Linked DNA regions of Homo sapiens: regions 1, 2, 4 and 5 are each linked to region 3. A link is a contact called in ENCODE Hi-C or POLR2A ChIA-PET data. All regions are on one chromosome and are shown on one strand. Each heading gives the region's core, a stretch centred on a gene start or an enhancer-like site at or near the end of the contact. The rest is flanking DNA. Distances are from core to core; before and after follow the strand shown. Region 1 holds the start of PURB (purine rich element binding protein B). Region 2 holds the start of OGDH (oxoglutarate dehydrogenase). Region 3 holds the start of LINC00957 (long intergenic non-protein coding RNA 957). Region 4 holds the start of H2AZ2-DT (H2AZ2 divergent transcript). Region 5 holds the start of ZMIZ2 (zinc finger MIZ-type containing 2).

Region 1 (2,700 bases), core at 122-2,621, 850 kb after region 3:
TACGCAGGTGAGGAGATGCTGTTTTCCTCTTTGCAGGTTGCTGTCAGTTCCTTGGAACTTGACTGCTTTTCTCAAGTTGTCCGTCACTGTTCTCTTACGATTATTTCTCTTAACTGTGTTACGTTTTGTTTTTTCCCTCTGCGGCCTCCCTTGCTCCCTCTCCACTAGCTCACTGGGGATGAGCAGGAAAGGGAATTCTCTAGCCAAGGGGATGGTGGTTGGGTGGAGGCCTGTAGGGGAAGCTGCCCGTTTCAATCCTCATCCACCTCCTCACCCTCTGACTCTTCGCCGCCGCCGCTGCCCCCACCACGTCGCTCATAAAGCTTATCCCTCTGTCGTTCCTGGATTTCTTTCATCTCATCCGCATACCGGCAAAAGGCGCCTCCGAACTTGCCCCAGGCTTTGAAGGGTACGGTGATGGCATTGCGGTAGGACGGCTTCACCTCGCTCACTCGCAGAAACACCCCGTATTTGTTGCAGCCCACATCGAAGAAGAAGCGCTTGGAGTCCACGGTGATGGAGGTGCCCTCCGGGAGCTCTCCATACAGGCCGCCCCCTGGGCCCCCGGCGCCGCCTCCCGGGCCGCCTGCCAGCTCGTCGTCCTCGCCTCCGTAGTCGTCTATGAGCTTCGCCAGCGCGTCGCGGAACTCGATGAGGCCCTGCGCAGGCAGCGCGATGGTCTGGCCGCTCTGCAAGCCGCCCGGCCCGGGGCCCGCGCCGAAGCCGCCACCGCCGCGGTTGACCGTTTGGCGGATGCGCAGGAAGCGGCCGCGCTGGTTCTCCTTGAGGTCCAGGTAGTACTTGCGGTTCTCACGCACCAAGAATTCGCTCTTGAGCGCGCGCCGCGGCCCGCCGCCCTCCTCGGCGCCAGCCGCCAGCTGCTCGGGGCTGCTAGGGCCCAGCTGCGCGTAGTGTTCTATGAAGTCGCCCAGCGAGTCGCGGAACTCGGCGGCCACCGCCATGGACAGCGTGAGGCGGCTCTTGGAACCGCCCGCGCCCACCTCGGCGATCTTGAGGAAGCGGCCCTTGGCGTTCTGCTTCACATCTAAGTAGAAGCGCTTGTTCTGGATGTCCAGCCGCTTCGAGGCCAGCTCCTGCGTCTCTTGCTCGCCGCCGCCGCGGGACGCGGGCTGGAACCCGCACGGCCCACCGCCGCCGCCGCGCTCGCTGCCGCTGTCGCCGTCCGCCATCTTCTAGGCCGCCGCCTCGCCGCCACCGCCCGCCGCGCTCGCGCCCCCGCCCTCCGGCTCGCGCTCCGGGGCCCCCCAGCCTCGCCCGCCCGGCTCGCTCACGCGCTCCCGCCGCTCATCGCCGGCCGCCGCCGCCCCCCCATCGCCTCCGCGCCCCGCCCCCGCGACTTCCGTGCAGCCCTAGCCACTTCCGGCGCGCGATTTCCCGTGAAGTCACTCCGTCCCGCCCTCCGCGGCCTCGCGGCCGGAAGCGCCGCGGCGGCGTGGCGCAGAGGGGTGACGTCAGGGGCCGCGCCGGGCGGGCGGCAAGCTGAGAGTAGGCTAGTGTTACTGCTCGGTTTCTAGCCCTGGGGACTTGCCAGCCTTAGCGTGACTCAGCCGCCCGCTGCGTCTGTCTACGCGCCTCTTCCCGTGACACTTTTACTTTAGACTCCGGTGTCGTCCACTTCCCTCCTTCTCGCTTCCGGGGCGTTAGCTGAGCATACTCAGGCCCCAGCCTGCTCGCGCTGGTTGTGTGCTGGGAACAGAGTTCCAGTCTATACACTGGCGACCGGGGGGAGGGAGATCCTTTGGAGCACTCGGAAGCGGGTTCTGACCAGCCTGTGGGGTTCCCTAGAGGAGGCATGAGCTGACTCTGAAGGGCAAACTGCAGTTGGCCTGGCAACTCTGGAGAAGAGCCACCCAGCATAGGAGACGGCAGTGCAGAGGCACCCAGGGCCTGATGCTGGGAGCTCAGAGCAGCTGGGGGTGTGTATGCCTGAAGAATGGTCGTAGATGACACTGGAGGGTGGATTAGATCAAGGAAAGCCATTTGCAGTGCGGGAGAGTTAGTGCCTACCCCAGAGTCTGGAGCCACCGTATGTGATCAGGTTCACATTTTGGAAAGATCACTGTGGGAACAATATAGAAAGAAGATGATTTAGGATGAGGTTAGATTTGGGATCCAGAGATCAGTTAACTGTCCCCACAGTTAGCCATATTAAAGTGGTTAAGGAAATTGACTGCCAATCTTTAGTTTCTTTATCAATAAAATGAATAATTCCTATGAGGTCTTTTTGTTGTAAGCATTGAGGTGTAACAAGAGGCAGAATTGGAATAGTGTTAAAAAGTGTAGGCTCTGCAACTGCACTGGGTTTGAATCTGTGACCTTGACCAGTTACTTGATTTTCCAAAGCCAAAATGTCCTCATCCTTAAATTTTTTTTTTTTTTTTTTTGAGTCTTGCTCTGTCACCCAGGCTGGAGTGCAGTGGCGTGATTTTAGCTCATTACACCCTCCACCTCCCGGGTTCAAGCAATTCTCCTACCTCAGCCTCCTGAGTAGCTGGGATTACAGGCAACCGCCACCACACCCGGCTAATTTTTGTATTTTTAGTAGAGATGGGGTTCCACAATGTTGGCCAGGCTGGTCTTGAACTCCTGACCTCAGGTGATCTGCCCGCCTCAGCCTCCCAAAGTGCTGGGATTACAGATGTGAGCCACCACACCCAGCCTAAATGTAGTTATTCATAG
Region 2 (2,700 bases), core at 156-2,655, 570 kb after region 3:
TGAGTTATACACCTAAAAATGGTTAAAATGGCATTAAAAAAAAAAAGACAGTATCTTGCTCTCTGGCCCAGGCTGGAGTGCAGTGGTACAATCATAGCTCACTGCAGCCTCAATCTCTCAGGCTCAAGAGATCCTCCTGCCTCAGCCTCCCAATTAGCTGAGACTACAGGTGAGTGCCACTACACCTGGCTAATTTTCTTGATTTTTTAGTAGAAATGAGATCTTGCTCTGTTCCCCAGGCTGATCTGGAACTCCTGAGCTCAAGCGATCCTCCCGCCTCCACCTCCCGAAGTGCTGGGATTACAAGCGTGAGCCACTGCACCCAGCTGCAAATGTTTAGTACATACATTTTTACCGTAATTTATTTAAAAAAAAAAAAGGAAAAAAGAATACAGAAGTTTGTTCCTTGGTCTCTTCACCTCTTCCAGTCTCTAGATCCTTGTCACATACATTACCCTAACTTTGTTCTATAATAAGCACTTATACGCCCCCTTTTTTTGTTTGTTTTTTGAGACGGATTTTCGCTCTTGTTGCCCAGGCTGGAGTGCAATGGCACGATCTCGGCACACCGCAACCTCCGTCTCCCGGGTTCTAGCGACTCTCCTGCCTCAGCCTCCCGAGTAGCTGGGATCGCCACCACGCCCAGCTAATTTTTGTATTTTTAGTAGAGACGGGGTTTCCCCATGTTGGTCAAGCTGGTCTCGAACTCCTGACCTCAAGTGATCCGCCCGCTTCGGCCTCCCAAAGTACTGGGATTACAGGCGTGAGCCACCGCGCCCGGCCTTTCCCCAAATTTTAATACTTTAAAATAGGGAACATCTTACAATCAACAGGTTGTGACAGGTTAATTAGCCACGTTTTATCTTTGATAGGTAGCTCTAAAGTCAAGAAAACCCAGGCAAGATCCCGGGCAAGATCCCAGCACTGCCAACTGTCATTTGTAGACCGGGGATAGGAACACCTGTCTCACAGATTGTTACACAATAGCGCCGGTGAAGCGCTTGTCACAAAGCCTGACCCAGGACAATCTCAAAAACGGAGATTCTGTTATTCAAATTGTTTATTTTTGTGCGCTAAGTTTCACATCAACCCAACTATCTCTTGATAGGTTCCTACCAGGCGCTAGAGATATCTTACTTTCAGAAATTATTTATGATAGCAGAAGCCGCTGGAAGTCCATAGACAACCTCATCTCTCTAGCGGAGCAAACAGCTGGGCTCCAGCTGGCCCTGGCTTCTGCAACTGCGCAGTCGGCGCTGTGACGCCCGGCGCGGCTCTGTGACGTCACGAATCGGTCCTCTGTAAGAGGGGAGGGCATTCTTCTCCAGGGGAGGGCTACGTGTTGACGCCATACGCCGGGGCGGGGCCGAGAGTTTGGAGCCCCGGAGTGGGGTGTCGGCGCCTCATTCGGGTGGAGCTGAGCCGGAGACAGGTAACCGTGCGCTGTCGCCGCGCCCGTCCCAGTGCCGGGTGTCGCGGCGCTTGGCGGCCCGGGGTTGGAGATCGCGGTAAAGGGGGAGGCCGCCGCGCCCTTGGTGCTGCGGGCGCCGCGGTGACAGGGGAGTGGAGCTGGATGGAGTGGGGCTCACGGAGGGTGGTAGGAGGGACGGGACCTGATGGATGGCCGTGGCAGCCAATGGAGCCGCGGGGCCTGCCCGGCGGGCGGAGATTGGCGGGTACGGGCGGGCTCCGAGGTCGCGCGGGGCGCGGAGCGACGCGCCATTGGCGGTGGGCGAGCGGGGGGCGGGCGCGGCGGCGGATGTGAGGGAGAGGGCGGTGCGTCCGCAGGGGTGACCCCCAAGGTCGCCGCGGGCGTCACGTGGTTAGGCCGCTCTCCGACGGCGTCCTTCCCGACCGGGACGCACTCTCCTTCCCGCCTGTGAGGACCGCGTCGCTTTGTCCGAAAGACAGTGTGGCCTGCTCGAGTTGCGTCGGAGCATCTGGCTTTGGGGTGGCCCTGGGTGGGACTGCCTGTTTGGATTACCGCGCAGACCTTGGCGCCGCCCCCACACCTGCTGCCAGAAGTTGGGTCGAACAGATTGACCGAGATGAAGCTTATTTCTCGTAGAAACATCTTTCAAGCACCATTTTCCCTCGAAAATATATCAGACATTGGATATGAGTTGTAATCTACTGAGATTTAATAGAAAACTTGCCGCGCCCTCGCCCTGACCTGGGTGCGTCCCACCTGCCATCCCCATCCCTTTGCCCAGAACATAGGACTTCGTGTTAGGGTTTCCTTGTGCCTTGTCTTGCAGTCCGTACTTTGAGGCTGATTTCCAGGTACACTGCTCTGAACAGCTGGGTTTAGGATGGGTGGCATGGGATAAAGCCTTTTTTTGTAAGGCAGCACTAGTTGCAACAGTCAAACTGTACTTTGCCGTGTAGACCTAGGAGAGTATGTAACACTATTGTAGTTTTGTAAATTAGCTGAGGACTGGATCTTGGGAAGTTGAATAAAGATCACTGTATGCTCATTTTTTGTTGTTGTTGTCTTGTTTGAGATGGAGTCTCTGTCGCCCAGGCTGGAGTGCTGTGGCGCGATCTCGGCTCACTGCAACCTCTGCCTTCCTGGGTTCAAGTGATTCTCCTGCCTCAGCCTCCCAAGTAGCTGATATTACAGGCACGCGCCATCACGCCCGGCTAATTTTTGTATTTTTAGTAGAGACGGGTTTTCACCACCTTGGCCAGGCTATTCTC
Region 3 (2,700 bases), core at 35-2,534:
CTGCACTACAGTCTGGGTGACAGAGCAAGACCCTGTCTCAAAAAATAATTATCATCATCTGAGGGGTCTTTGGTCGGAAGGGGCGGGCCCCTCATCTGGTGGGACCCCTGAGCTGGTTGAGAACAGGGTGGGTGATGAGCTCCTTCACCTACTCCTAGCCTGCTCTCACCTGCCCAGGGCTAGGCTGGGTACTCCTGGAAGATCATCCCCATAGCCTGCATGACTAGGGGCAGGTGTACAGCAAGCAGTCACCAGGTCCATGGAGGAAGTATGTCCTCAGCCCTTCCTGGGAGAAGAGAGCTTGCAGGAGAGGTGACCCATGACTCAGAGAGGGCTGTACAAGGTGATCTTTGAGATCCCCTCCCACACCAAGATTCCATGCTTCTATATTCCTGCCCGTTCCAGGAAGCCTCCCCTGTTTGCCCTAGCCTCCTACTCATCTAGCAGCCCAGGTGATGTACTATCTTTAATAATACCATTTGCCTAAATAGTACTACCTGCCAGGCCCTGGGTCAGGACCCTTAGGGAGATCATCTCATTTAATCCTCAACAACCTGGTAAGGTCGGATCAACTTCCTCCATATTCATTTTTTTTTTTGAGACGGAGTCTTGCTCTGTTGCCCAGGTTGGAGTGCAGTGGCACGATCTCGGCTCACTGCAACTTCTGCCTCCCGGGTTCAAGCGATTCCCGTGCCTCAGGCTCCCGAGTAGCTGGGACTACAGGCACCCACCACCACACCCGGCTGATTTTTTGTATTTTTAGTAGAGACGGGGTTTCTCCATGTTGGCCAGGCTGGTCTCAAACTCCTAACCTCAAGTGATCCACCCGCCTTGGCCTCCCAAAGTCCTGGGATTACAGGCGTGAGCCACCGTGCCCGGCCCTCCTAGGTTCTGACAAGCAGTACAGATGCCACACACCTGGCTTTCTTCTCTGACCCCGGGGGTACCTCAAGTGGGCTCCAAGGAAGGGGACAGGTGCCTCTAAGGTGCCCCACTTGCCGGCCTCTCAGAGCCCCACTTGCCGGCCTCCCTCCTTACCCACCTTGGAGCTGGGCGTCTTCGCGAAGCTGAGGGCCTCGGTAGTGAGGGAGAAGTAGAGCTTCTTGAAGGAGGAGGACATGAGGGGGCCCTTGCCCTTGGTCCTGTGGATGAAGAGTGGCCCCTCCTTCACAGGTGGCGCCTGCAAACTCAGCGTCCGCTGCAGGTCCAGCTCTGCCAGGCCAGGGAGGGAGGGGAATAGAGAGCCCAGGGAATGAGGGCGGGACTGGGGGGGGGGGGCGGAGCAGTGGGCGGGGCCATGGGGCTCAAGGGCTGAGCAAATCTGAACAGCAGGCAGTGGACGTAGTCATGGGGCTCAAGGGCGGAGCAAACATCAACAGCTGGTGGTGAGCGGGGTGACAGGTGGACTGAGGAAGGCAGGGCCATGGGCTTGGAGGCGGGACACGCGTCAGTAGCAGGTGGCGGCGGGGCTATGGAGCTCAAGGATGGAGCAAATGTCAACAGGCACAGATGATGGGAGGTGAGGCCATGGGTCTAGGGGTGGGGCAAACGTCAACAGCAGGCAGTGGGCAGGGTCACAGGAAGCACAAACAGTGGTGCGTGGGTCTATGGCCTGGGGGCCTGGCAAATGTCAACAGCAGGCGGTGGGTGGGGCCACGAGAGGAACAAACAGCGGTGGGTGGGGCCGTGGGGCTCAAGGGCGGAGCAAACGTCAGCAGTAGGCTGTGGGCGGGTCTGTGCAGGGCGGCGCTCACCGTCCTTCTCCTCGATGTCCACGAGCTTGGTGATGAAGTCCTTCAGCTGCGCCACGCCCTGGCGCACGGTGGGCTGCAGCGGCTCCATCCAAGCCTCCTTGGCCCTGGAAGCCGGCGTGTCCATGTTGCCCACGTTCTGGACTGCCTGGAGGTGACAGCAGGAAGGACCAGGTTCTGCTAGGTTAGGGGCCTAGCCACTGCACCCCCTCCCACCCCCCCTCCCCAAGTCTTTGCTACTCAGCTGTAGCGATGGAGGCAGAGGCGACAGAGGCCATGCCCACGGGCCCCCTCCAGCCCCACTAGGGATCAGGGAGGAGAGGATCATGAAGTTTGATGCCTTATGATAACTGAGACCACTTGGGCCTTCCTCTGTAGGTTTAACTGACGCTGCTGCACTGGATACCCCACCCCGGTGCCGGGCACATAGGTGCAGCCTGAGAGTAAGCAGACCTGGGTTGGAAGGTCCCGCGATTCACCACCGACAGGATGGGCGGCCTTGGCAACCCCCGACCCCTCGCAGGCCTGTTCCCTTATCCATGAGATGGAACTCGGACAAGGTGGCCACAGGAAGGCTTTGCAAACTGTGAAGTGCAGTGCCTACGTGGGCGTGCCAGTGGCCTCGCCGGAGCCGGTAGGGAACACTCTGCAGTCCAGGCCAGGGCCCCGGTAGGACACCCAGCTGTGCATCCCGCCCGTGGCCGCAAGGCCCGCACCTTGGCCAACAGGAGCAGGGTGCGGCTGGTGCGGGCGTCCGCGTGGCGCTCCCGCAGGTGGAAGAGCTTGGGCGACATGATGGCGGGAGAGAAGAAGCGCAGGCACAGGAAGCTGGTGACGGCGATGAACGGTACATTCTGGAGGGGTGCGGAAGAGCGCGGGCTGGAGTCCCCCAGACCAGGGCTCCTGGCAGCCCCCTCCCCTTAGGCTCCGTCCCTGACCCTCGCCGGGA
Region 4 (2,728 bases), core at 5-2,504, 810 kb after region 3:
TCTCTTTTCCCCTCAACTTTAAAATGGGGCTGAAGTTCTATTCACTTTCATTTTTTTAAAGCCACACTCTTCTTATCTAGATCTGAATTTCAGAATGAAAAGATGAATACTTTAAGACTGAAAATCCATAGCAAGGGCAAAGGAAAGTACTGTTGTATAATGAAAACCGCAAACTGCAAGGGGCTCAGAAGATAACGGGCGTTCATTTCTAACCTGTGCAATCACCTAGAACAAATCGTGTGGTTCTGGTCTATAAAACCATTCTTTGTCGCTCAAAAGACCACAAATACAAGCACCCTTTCGCAGAAACCCTCAAACTGACTGCCAGGGAGATTACGTAACCAAACATCGCCAAAGACTTATCTAACTTGTACAGCGGCAGCCTGTTTGACCTCATTCATACAGAGAAGCGATCACATTAAGATCCAGCACTTGTTTCTACATTTCCAAGCCGGATTCTGCCGTCCTCCTCCTTCTAAGACGGGCGGTGCAGCGTCACAAGCGTCGGGACAGATCTATCCGGCTCGGAACAGACTTCGCGCTCTACCCGGCCAGGCCCAGCTCTCACCCGGGGACCCGTGTCGGGCTCCGCAGCTGGGACATGGCGCCCCCCGGCGGGCGGCGAGGGGCTCGGCCGGACGAAGCCCAGACACCCGCAAACTCCCGACTCCACAGGTAGCGGCGCCGACGCCAGGGCCTCCGCGCTCTGCTCTCCCAGGCCCCGTGCCCCCGGCCCACCCGGCCGCCCTTACCATGTTCTCGGCGCCGACTCCGCCTCCGCTCGGCCGCGCGCCCTCCCGCTGCCGACCCGCGCCGCCGCCGCCGCTCTCGCAGCACCGACCGCCGCCGCCGGAGCCGGACAATACCCCGTGCCCGCCTCGCGCTGCTGTGGCCAATGCCCGCTTGTCTTGCTGGTTCGAACCCCAGCGGCTGTTCAATCGCGCGCCTCCTTCTAGCCAGACCCCGCCCCCCCGGCACCGCCTTCCTAACGGCTGTTTGTTTTTGCACACGGCACGCGGAGGCGGGGCCTCCAGCCCCAATAGTGACGCGCTCTCTGCCTTTCACCAGGCGCCCAAGCCTGACGAACAGAAAGGCAAACCAATGAGATTGGACGCCTCGCAGACGAAAGCCAATAAAAATATCGCCCGCGAGCAAGGGAGGCGGGCCACTGGGAAGGACAGCAAAATTAGCTAATAAGGTGAAGCGATTGCAGGCGCTGTGGCTTTCCCGCCCATTCGCGGCGTTGGTTTTCCCGCTTCTGAGACTTGTTTGGGGAGGTAAAGAGTGTTGGACGTGCTTCTCCTGGTGGGTTTTCACAGACTGTGAGGATTTATTCGTCTTAGAACGTGTGGATCAGGAGGGCGCTGGGTTTCAAGGTTAGGCAGGCCTCATGCTCAGCCGTATTCTGGCGGACTGACTACCCTGACGTCCTCTCAGCGCGGACCCTGACAAGGTCCGCGGCAGGCTGAGGCGGGAGAATCGCTTGAACCCCGGAGGCGGAGGTTGCAGTGAGCCGAGATCGCGCCACTGCACTCCAGCTGGGCGACGCATCGTCTCAAAACAAACAAACAAAAACAAAAGCTATCAATTGGCTACATATTGTTATTTGTATGACAAATTCTTTTTCCTTTTTTAGAGATGGAGTCCTGGGACTACAGGCGCGCGCCCCAATGCCCAGCTAACTTTTGTATTTTTAATAGAGACGGGGTTTCTCCGTGTTGGTCAGGCTGGTCTCGAACTCCTGACCTCAGGTGATCTGCCCCCCTTTGCCTCCCAAAGTACTGGGATTACAGGCGTGAGCCACCGCGCCCGGCATGTATTACAAATTCTAAGAACACGAAGATAATGGGGCCGGCTTGGTGGCGCGAACCTGTAGCCTCACCTACTGTCAAGACTGAGACAGGAGGATCTCTTGAGCCCAGGAGGTCGAGGCTGCAGTGAGTCATGATCGCACCACTGCACTCCAGCTTGGGAGACAGAATATACCCTGTCTAAAAAATAATAATAAAAAAAAAGGTAATGGATGAGGCCGATAGTCAGGAATGAAATGACTTTAAACAATTGGGTATGCATGGGATTGGGTATGTGTGTATGTGGGGGCAGAGGGTGGGCATAACCGAAGTCCCATACTCATGTCCCTCTAGGCCTAATACATTTTGCAGACCTCACAGAGCTCAGACTGTTGTGAGCCGTTTTTCTTTTCTCAACCTCTTCAGTGTGTTTATTTTGCTTACATCATTAGGTTAAAATTTGGAGGATAACTCCCAGCTAGAAAGGAAGAAAAGCTCTAAAGTGGAATCGCCTTCCCCCGGAAGCTGTTGTAAAAATTAAAGGATGTATGTGAGTGCACAGGCTCTCCAGCGATCGTTTTTCTTCCACAGTGTTAACACAATTTATTTATTTATTTACTTTTTGAGATGAAGTCTCACTCTGTTGCCCAGGCTGGATGGAGTGCAGTGGTGTGATCTGGGCTCACTGCAACCTCCGCCTCCTGAGTTCAAGCGATTCTCCTGCCTCAGCCTCCTGGGTAGCTGGGACTAAAGGCTCCCACCACCATTCCCCGCTAGTTTTTGTATTTTTAGTAGAAATAGGGTTTCACCATGTTGGCCAGGCTGGTCTTGAACTCCTGACCTCAAGTGATCCTCTCGCCTCAGCCTCCTAAAGTGCTGGGATTACAGGCGTGAGCCACCGCGCCTGGCCTGTTTCCACAATTAAAAAAGGCCCATCA
Region 5 (2,752 bases), core at 115-2,614, 710 kb after region 3:
AGCCGAGATTGCACCACTGCACTCCAGCCTGGCGACAGAGTGAGACTCCGTCAAAAAAAAGAAGGGAAGGGAAGGGGAGGGAAGAAGGAAGGAAAGAAGGAAGGAAAGAAAGAAAGAAAGAAAGAGAGAGAGAAAGGAAAGAAAGAAAGAAAGAAAGAAAGAAAGAAAGAAAGAAAGAAAGAAAGAAATTCTGACACATGCCACAACATGGATGGAAGTGAGGACACTGTGCTAACTAAAGTAAGACTGTCACAAAAAGACATATAATGTATGATTCCACTTATACGATGTCCTTAGAGTAGTCTAATTTAGAGACGAATAGTGAATGCCAAAGGCTAGGAGGAGGAAAGAATGGGGAGCTAGTGTTTACTGGGTATGGAGTTTCCATTTGAGAAGATGAAAAAGTCCTGGAGACGGTTGGTGGTTGCACAAGAATGTGAATGTACTTGGTGCCACAGAACTACACTTGGAAACAGTTAAGATGGTAAGTTTTACGTTATGTGTATTTTACCACAATTAAGAAAAATTAATTATGGGTAGTTGAGAGAATGTGGTCTTCCTCAACTTACGGTAGGAAAAGTCAAGAATAACTTAAAGGCTGATAATAGCATTTCAAAGATCGAAACTGATCAGAGAGGCTATTCCATCAGGCTAGACTAGCTCAATAGTGACTTTTTCCAGAAGGAGAACCACTGGGAAGAGAGAACTGAGCAGTGAGGACAGCGAACTTGTTAAGTTTAGTTTTCTGCTTTAACGAGGGGCTTCCGGAGTCCTTTAATAAGATCCCCTCCCAAAAGTGGCACCCTGGGTCTCTCTGTCTCCCAGTCGTGTCCCCGCCCGCCGGGCCAGAGCAATGGACTCCCAGGAAGCAGGGGGGGCGCGGGCGGGGCGCGGGCGGGGCGGGTGGGGGAAGGGCAAGGACTCACTCTTCCTTTCCTCCTCCGCCGGGGCCCGCCCCGAGCCCTGGCCCCACCCCGGCTCTCTGGATCCGCCTCCTCCTCCCGACCCCGCCCCGGCACCTTGGCCCCGCCTTCCACTCGGCCCCGCCCCGGCGTCCTGGCCCCGCCTCCGCCGCCCGGCCCCGCCCCGCTCCCGGCGGACTGCGAGCAGGAAGAGCGCAGTGGCTCTGCCGACGCCGCGTTCAGAAAGGTGTGGAGGGGGCTGGGGGCGCAGGTCGCGATCAGGCTGCGTCTCCTGCCCGCCCAGCCACCTGCGGCCCTGGCCCCACCCTGCCGCTTTGGGCCGCTCGGGCTCGCGGCCGCCCCCGCCCCGAGCGCCGGCTCGGGGCTCTGCTGCTCTGGCCTGGGAGGCGGGGCCGGCTGCGCGGCGTCATGCATATGCATGAGCGGCGCGGCGGCGGCTCCATTGTGCCCTCGGAGCGGGCGGCGGCGCGATGGCGCGGGTGGCGGCGGCCCCGGGGCGGCGGGCGGCGCGGAGGGCGGGCTGAGCGCATGGAGCGGCGCGGGCCGGGGGCCGCCACGGCGAGGGGCCGGGCCAGGCCGGGCGGAGGTGAGCGGGGTCCTGGGGGTGGCCCCTGGCAACGCCGCCAGCAGGCAGGTGTGGGCCGGCGGGGGCAGGCAGGTGCGGCAGGTGCGGGCCGGCAGGTGCGGGCGGGCAGGCAGGTGTAGCTGGTCGCCCGGGGCGCCCCGGTTCCGCTGCGGCGCCACGGTAGGGTTCACAGCTGGGCTGGGGCTAGAGGCTCTGCCGCCCACCTGCCGGCACCTGCCACGCGTGCGTCGTGGTCTTGGGCAGGCTCGGCCCCGTGGGCGTCAGGGTCATCCAGCCCTCCCCTGAGTCTTTGTTGGAGGCTGGCCGAGGGGTGTAAGCGGCGCTCGGGGTTCTCCTGAGCGATGAAGGCTGGCCGGGCCTTCGCTCCAACCTGATCGTTCCTAGCTTTGGGGCCAGGCAGTCTCACCTACATGGTACGCCCCTCCGCTCCTACTTACGTGCCCACCAGCACGGCGATGTGGGGGCCGTCTGAGGCCGTCACCTGCTCGCGGAGGAGCTGTTCCGCTCCTGGGCTGAACGACGCTGAGCGGCCAGCCCCCAGCTGCCAGTTTTGATGGGGACACCCCTTTCCAAACTGGACATACTGAAGCTCAGGCGTGAGGATGCCCTGCTCCCCTGAGGTGCCTTGTCTTCCCTAGTGCCAGGTGTCCTTCACCGCGGCACCCCCACCCGGTGCCTTGTTTACCCCTCCACCTACCGTGTCTCTCCTCCCATTCCCTGGACCCTCTGCCCTGCAGTGTTCTGCCTCTCCTTCTCCCTAGGGTACCCTCTTTCCAGTATTACAGAACATCCATGGTGGTGTCTTTAATTTGTGTCATCGCAGATTTCACAGGGACACACACGGAACATGTGACTTGGTCTGAGACCGTGGTGATTACGGATAGGATGGACACAGACTCACCACCAAGTTCTGGCAAGCTAGAACCAGAGGGCATCCCTTGATGCTTAGTGTGGAAACAGGAGAAGTGAAGGAATCTTAACTTCCAGAGGTACTGACCTCTAGCCCTTGTCATGCCCAGGGGATAGTTACAAGCTGGAAGTGTAAATGAAGAGAACAAGCAGGTGACAGTTGCCGGTTGTAGATTTCTGAAGGACAGGCCTAAGATGTTTGGGGAGCATCCTGATTATTGGGATTGAGCTCCCAAGGGCTGATGACATGAAGGTGGTCATGTGTCCTCAGTCCTAGGATGCTACCAGATATCCATCTTACACATTGTAAACTGATGCCAGGTTAAGGTTGTCC

What was found. Hi-C counts contacts between places; a loop is a spot of excess contacts on that map. ChIA-PET counts read pairs that join two places held with the same protein, here RNA polymerase II (POLR2A). Pooled maps may share reads with other maps.
Region 1: a pooled map shows a loop between it and region 3 (7-fold over the local background). The contact joins the promoter of PURB here to the promoter of LINC00957 in region 3. A Hi-C loop is called at or near these places in 1 of 37 single-sample maps with no recorded cell type and 12 of 50 pooled maps. POLR2A ChIA-PET finds 5 or more read pairs at or near these places in 2 of 52 experiments (CD4-positive, alpha-beta memory T cell and activated CD4-positive, alpha-beta T cell).
Region 2: a pooled map shows a loop between it and region 3 (8-fold over the local background). The contact joins the promoter of OGDH here to the promoter of LINC00957 in region 3. A Hi-C loop is called at or near these places in 1 of 37 single-sample maps with no recorded cell type and 8 of 50 pooled maps. POLR2A ChIA-PET finds 5 or more read pairs at or near these places in 1 of 52 experiments (MCF 10A).
Region 4: a map of CD14-positive monocyte shows a loop between it and region 3 (4-fold over the local background). The contact joins the promoter of H2AZ2-DT here to the promoter of LINC00957 in region 3. A Hi-C loop is called at or near these places in 2 of 168 maps with a recorded cell type or tissue (CD14-positive monocyte and naive thymus-derived CD4-positive, alpha-beta T cell), 1 of 37 single-sample maps with no recorded cell type and 9 of 50 pooled maps.
Region 5: a pooled map shows a loop between it and region 3 (7-fold over the local background). The contact joins the promoter of ZMIZ2 here to the promoter of LINC00957 in region 3. A Hi-C loop is called at or near these places in 1 of 37 single-sample maps with no recorded cell type and 8 of 50 pooled maps. POLR2A ChIA-PET finds 5 or more read pairs at or near these places in 1 of 52 experiments (activated CD4-positive, alpha-beta T cell).

Annotation. Positions count from the first base shown.
Region 1 is chr7:44,884,159-44,886,858 of GRCh38, forward strand. PURB (purine rich element binding protein B) reads right to left here and starts at 1,372. Exons shown (of 1, transcript NM_033224.5): 1 at 1-1,372. The coding sequence starts at 1,190. The coding sequence ends at 252. RefSeq lists enhancers at 444-1,403, 1,552-1,801 and silencers at 862-911, 1,202-1,561.
Region 2 is chr7:44,605,222-44,607,921 of GRCh38, forward strand. It overlaps OGDH (oxoglutarate dehydrogenase), which reads left to right and starts at 1,406. Exons shown (of 23, transcript NM_002541.4): 1 at 1,406-1,432. RefSeq lists enhancers at 966-1,565, 1,817-2,380, 2,056-2,395 and a silencer at 1,606-1,835.
Region 3 is chr7:44,037,765-44,040,464 of GRCh38, forward strand. It overlaps LINC00957 (long intergenic non-protein coding RNA 957), which reads left to right and starts at 1,285. Exons shown (of 3, transcript NR_072982.1): 1 at 1,285-1,385; 2 at 2,130-2,598. It also overlaps the pseudogene RASA4CP. RefSeq lists a silencer at 2,571-2,660.
Region 4 is chr7:44,847,217-44,849,944 of GRCh38, forward strand. It overlaps H2AZ2-DT (H2AZ2 divergent transcript), which reads left to right and starts at 1,255. Exons shown (of 2, transcript NR_187581.1): 1 at 1,255-1,305; 2 at 2,243-2,349. It overlaps H2AZ2 (H2A.Z variant histone 2), which reads right to left and starts at 871. Exons shown (of 5, transcript NM_012412.5): 1 at 753-871. The coding sequence starts at 755. RefSeq lists enhancers at 454-1,011, 1,012-1,570 and silencers at 497-886, 1,147-1,206.
Region 5 is chr7:44,747,483-44,750,234 of GRCh38, forward strand. It overlaps ZMIZ2 (zinc finger MIZ-type containing 2), which reads left to right and starts at 1,365. Exons shown (of 19, transcript NM_031449.4): 1 at 1,365-1,509. RefSeq lists silencers at 860-1,389, 1,500-1,609, 1,620-1,669.